2 separate regions of the Homo sapiens genome follow, and region 1 is linked to region 2. Evidence: read pairs that join two places in POLR2A ChIA-PET (ENCODE). Cell type or tissue: A673. All regions are shown on one strand.

Region 1 (2,500 bases), 53 kb before region 2:
GGCGGAGGCCGTCGGATCGAACCCGGACCCTGGGCTCCCCTGCAGGTGCGCAAGCCCCCGCCCCGGGCTGATCCGTTGGGGAGGAGGGGAGCCCAGGCCGCACCGTCCCACCAGCAGCAGCTCGCGGTCGCCGGCGCGTGGCCGCAGGCGCGTGTAGATGTCCATGGTGAAGAGCGTGCTGCTGCTGTTGAAGATGGAGGCCAGCGAGGACATGAGCGCGGCCAGCATGACCGCCAGCATGAGTCCGCGCAGACCTGCGGGCCGACGGCAGCCGTGAGGCTGGGGCCACTGGGGGTCCAGGGCGGCTGCAGCTGCGCGAGGGACGACCCCTCCCAGCAGCGGGCTCCGCAGCGAGCTTGCGCCTGTGGCCCGGGGCTGCCCTTACCGTTGGGCATGAGCTTCACGACGAGCCGCGGGTAGGCGATGTTGGAGCAGCCCACCTCCGTGCCGCACACGCGCCTGCACACCTCAGGCACCACGCACGCCACCTCGTCTGCCAGAGAGAGGCCACCGCGCCGTTAGGACGGGGCCTGGTCTGGGAATCCCAGGAGGTGGGGACTGGGAATCCTAGCAGAGGAGGCGTGCGACCCCCGGAGGGAGGCGGGACTCCGGGCCCAAACTGCCGAGTCTTAGGAGGGTGACGGAACTGGGCGACGGGCGCCCGGTTGCTGGCACAGGAAAGGGGCGGGGCAGGGATGTTACCTGGGTACAGAATGCGGCTGATCATGCCTGGCATGACCATGAGAAACATGGGCGTCAGCTTCAGGTACCCACACAGGATGCAGCCCGCCTTGATGTGGGTCAGGCTCTTCCCGGCCAGGCAGCGCTGCACGATGACCTACGGGAGGGGCGTTCAGCTGCCCGCTTGCGGGCCTCCCCTCGGCCCCGCCCCGCGCCCCGTTCCGCTCTGTGCCCCGCCTCTGGCTCGTGAGTGCCCCAAGTTCAGCTGCACGCTTGGAGTAGATGGAGCCTTCTGTCTGGTTTAGCACCAACCCGAGGGGTTCCCGCCCCTCAGACTGCGCCTTAGACCGTTGTGGGGAAGGCGGGGAGGGACTCAGGCTCCGCCCGTCTCGGCTCCGCCCCGGCCTCACTGCAGGCGCAGCCCTATACCCGCACCTGGTCGCTGCACCAGTACCAGCCCGAGACGATTGTGAGTCCGAGGAGCAGCGCGGGCCACGGCAGATCCCCGGTCACGGGGTGCCGGAGCAGGTGGTAGGAGTCGGGCCGGGGTCGATAGCAGAAGCTGGAGATGTTTCCCACGGCTGGATCCTCGGACACCGTCAGCGAAGTCGCTGCTCCCAGGTATTTGTCGAAGAGACCCGAATACCCGCCCACCTCGTGGAAGGCTGCCGGGCAAGGCCGTCAGGGGACCCTCCTTAGGACCCTCAGACCGGAGACGCGCAACGGCCCCGCGCGCAGGCCGAGAGCTCCGCGACCATGCCCTCCGCGCCCCTCCCTGGTAGGCGAGCCCCTACCGTAACCCATGAGGATGCAGGCGCCCCCCAGAATGACGAAGGTCTGTACCGTGTCCGTGTACATCAGCGCGGCCAGCCCTCCTGCAACAGGCCGGGGTCAGGGGACAGCCCAGCTGTTTATGTTACAGGCTGGCCTTAGCAATAAGGCGTCTTTGTGGGAATTTGAAAGAGTTCCCCTTCCTGGAGAATAAATTTCAAAACGATAGCCTGTTCTCGGGGCTCATGCACGCAGGCACCAACAAGCAGGGCTTGGCGGGCAGAGTGTGGCTGAGTTTTAGGGCCAGGCGCCTACTTGCAGGACCCCCACTAGCAGCCCCCTCTAGGCCCCAGTTTTGTTTGTTTTTGTTTTTGTTTTTGAGATGGAGTCTTGCCCTGTCGCCCAGGCTGGAGTGCAATGGTGGATCTCAGCTCACTGCAACTTCCGCCTGCCCGGTTCAAGCAATTCTCCTGCCTCAGCCTCCCGAGTAGCTGGGATTACAGGGGCGGGCCACCACGTCCAGCTAATTTTTTGTATCTTTAGTAGAGACGGGGTTTCACCATGTTGGCCAGGCTGGTCTCAAACTCCTGACCGCGTGATCCGCCCGCCTTGGCCTCCCAAAGTGCTGGGATTACAGGCGTGAGCCGCTCCCAGCCGGCCCCAGTTTTTTCTGCGTCATCGTAGGAGAGGATGATTGTCTAAGGTCCTATACTCAGTTCCGTTCCTTCTGGAGGTGGGTCCCTCAAGCGGGCCTTGGCACCAAGCCCTGCCTACTCTGGTCCGCATCTGACCTCAGGCCCCACCCCAGGTCCCTATGAACCATACTGGGTTTTGCCAGAGATCTTGGAGACTCGTCAGGTGTGCTCTCCCAGGTGTTCAAGGCAGGCAAGAGCTGCTAAATCTTCCTTTTCTCAAAGTCCTCACTCAAGCCCAGCATGGCTTTCTCTCTGAACTTCCAGTCAAAATCCAAGAGACAGTGGAAAGAGAGGAAGCCTTTGCTCTCCAAAGATTTAGTTCCTTCTCCTGCTTGGACCACACCACCCTTCCA
Region 2 (2,500 bases):
CGGACAGCACCTCTGGGCTCCGGCCCTGTGGGAGCCCCGGGTCCTTCCTTCAACATCTGCCCCCATCCACACTCCTGCCCCGACCTCCCTTCCTTTATCCTGGCCCCCCACTCAGTCTCCAGCCTCTGGTTCCATCCGGCCTTCCCGCAGTGCCTGCAGTGCCTCTGGGAGGCCTGGAAGTTGCCCAGGTTCCGCCAGCCACCCAGCCGGCAGCTCAGCAGGAGGGGGCGATGGGGCCCAGAAGCTGTGCGAGCGCGGGACGGGACTCGCGGGAGGCGGTTCAGGCCCCAGGCTACCCTGAGCCAGCCCGGAAGGCCTCGCAGCACAGAGCGGCCGGACCGCTCGGCGAGGCCAGGGCCAGGCTTCAGCGACAGTGCCGAGCTCCTCCACCGCCCTCGAACCCACACTGGAGAGGAGCCCTACCAGTGTTTCCGGTGTGGAAGGCCTCCAGCCGGAGGTCCAACCTGGCCCGACACTGAAGAACCAGCGTGCTGCAGCCCTGGGTGGAATTGTTGCAGCCGCCGGTGGACTGTGGATCTGAGATGCAGTCCCCTCCCTCCACACAGACCCGCTCAGGACGGCTTTTCTGTATGGCAGATCTTTCTCAGAAGTGCTGGGGGCTATTTTGTTTGTTTTTTTTCCCCTGAATTCTCGCTCCTTTCCCTTATACATTAAGGGATTTAGGCAGGTGCGGCTGCGGGCGGTGACTCACACCTGTAATCCCAGCGCTTTAAGAGACCGAGGTGGGAGGATCGCGTGAGCCCGAAGAATTTGAGACTAGCCTGGGCAGCCTAGCGAGACCGCATCTCTGTGAAATAAAAATAAAACGAGCTGGTGTGGTGGCGCTGGCCTGTAGTCCCAGCTACTCAGGAGGGTGAGGCGGAAGGATCGCTTGAGTTGGAGAGTTCAAGGCTGCAGTGAACTATGATCAGGCCACTGCACCCCAGCGTGAGAGACAGAGTGAGACCCTGTCTCTCTAAAATAACTAAAATAACAAAAGGATTTAGGTAGGTAGTAGGCAAAGGTATATTATCGAAGTAACAATAATATACAAGGTATATTATCGAAGTAACAATAATATACAAGGTATATTCTTGGTGTGGACAGGAATAATATTGTGTTATCTTAATATTAGTGATTATTTCTCTCTCCTTTTTTTTTTTTCTTGAGACGGAATCGTGCTCTTTTGCCTAGGCTGCAGTGCAGTGGCATGATCTCTGCTCACTGCAACCTCCATCTCCCGGGTTCAAGCGATTCTTCTACCTCAGCCTCCTGAGTAGCTGGGATTACAGGCGCCCACCACCACGCCCAGCTAATTTTTGTATTTTTAGTAGAGAGGGGGTTTGACCATGCTGGCCAGGCTGGTCTCGAACTCCTGACCTCAGGTGATCCGCCCACCTCAGCCTCCCAAAGTGGTGGGATTATAGGCATGAGCCACCGCACCCAGCCTCTCTTGTGCTTTTTAGATAAGTATTTTTAAAAGTGTTTGTTAGTTGTCGGCTGGGCGTGGTGGCTCACGCCTGTAATCCCAGCACTTTGGGAGGCAGAGGAGGGCGGATCACGAGGTCAGGAGATCGAGACCAGCCTGGCTAACACGGTGAAACCCCGTCTCTACTAAAAAAAATACAAAAAAATTAGCCGGGCATGGTGGCGGGCTCCTGTAGTCCCAGCCAAGCTGGAGGCTGAGGCGGGAGAATGGCGAATGGCGTGAACCCGGGAGGCGGAGCTTGCAGTGAGCCGAGATCGCGCCACTGCACTCCAGCCTGGGCGACAGCGAGACTCCGAATCAAAAAAAAAAAAAAAAAAAAAGTGTTTGTTGGTTTGTTGGTTGTCTTAATGATGTGCTATTAGAGTGAGGAAGAAAAGTTACCCTATGAGAATTTAAACTGCATGAAAGTCTGTGGTAGCATTACTGGTTCAGTTCCAAGCTTGCTACCTCAGTCCTTGATGCCTCTTTCTCCCAATCCAAGTAGTATCAGGCACTGCCGTCTACTTGTTGTACCTCAGAAGAGTTTTTCGACAGCACCCCGTGCCCTCTGTGGCCTGTGCTCTCTCACAGGTGCAAGTCCTGTCATCATGAGCCTGGACTGTTGCAGAAGACTCCTAGCCAATCTCCCCTGCTTCCCGCCTCTGCATTCTGGTTCAGCATCCATAGAACCTACCAGTTATTATAGATTCCTCCCTCAGACTCCAGACTCCAACACTAAATCTGATGTCAGTCTCCTGCCTGAAAGGATCTCCTGCCTGCCACTCCCACCCCTCCACCCCCTCCGCTGACCCCAGCAGGGCCTACAGAACAGGGTTCAAATGCTTTAGCGTGGCATGCATGCTTCTCCATTGGGCTTCGCCTGACCTCTGTGCCTTTGCTGGCCAGGGCCTCCTGCACCTCTGTGTCTTTGCACTTGATTTATTTCTTTCCACTGCCCAAAATGACCTTTCCCCTTTTCTGTCTCCCAGACTTGCCCTACTCATTCATATGAGCCCCACTTCCACTTAGAGA

What was found. Peaks named below come from ENCODE experiments on the same cell type or tissue, not always from the same donor. Only the 100,000 strongest peaks of a DNase experiment are listed, where the experiment ranks them.
Region 1: POLR2A ChIA-PET joins it to region 2 with 10 read pairs; 2 of 35 experiments call an interaction of 5 or more read pairs at or near these places.

The regions. Positions count from the first base shown.
Region 1 is chr16:31,486,376-31,488,875 of GRCh38, reverse strand. It overlaps SLC5A2 (solute carrier family 5 member 2), which reads right to left. Exons shown (of 14, transcript NM_003041.4): 6 at 1,476-1,556; 7 at 1,117-1,346; 8 at 703-838; 9 at 386-493; 10 at 104-254. Among named protein-coding and RNA genes, the nearest start is that of SLC5A2, 4.5 kb to the right of the region's middle. RefSeq lists a silencer at 986-1,145. In A673, no CTCF peak of the experiment used is centred here; a DNase peak (open chromatin) is centred at 1,015; H3K4me3 peaks cover 1,021 bases.
Region 2 is chr16:31,433,782-31,436,281 of GRCh38, reverse strand. It overlaps ZNF843 (zinc finger protein 843), which reads left to right. Exons shown (of 2, transcript NM_001136509.3): 2 at 1-848. The coding sequence ends at 479. Among named protein-coding and RNA genes, the nearest start is that of COX6A2, 6.7 kb to the right of the region's middle. RefSeq lists an enhancer at 301-801. In A673, no CTCF peak of the experiment used is centred here; no DNase peak of the experiment used is centred here.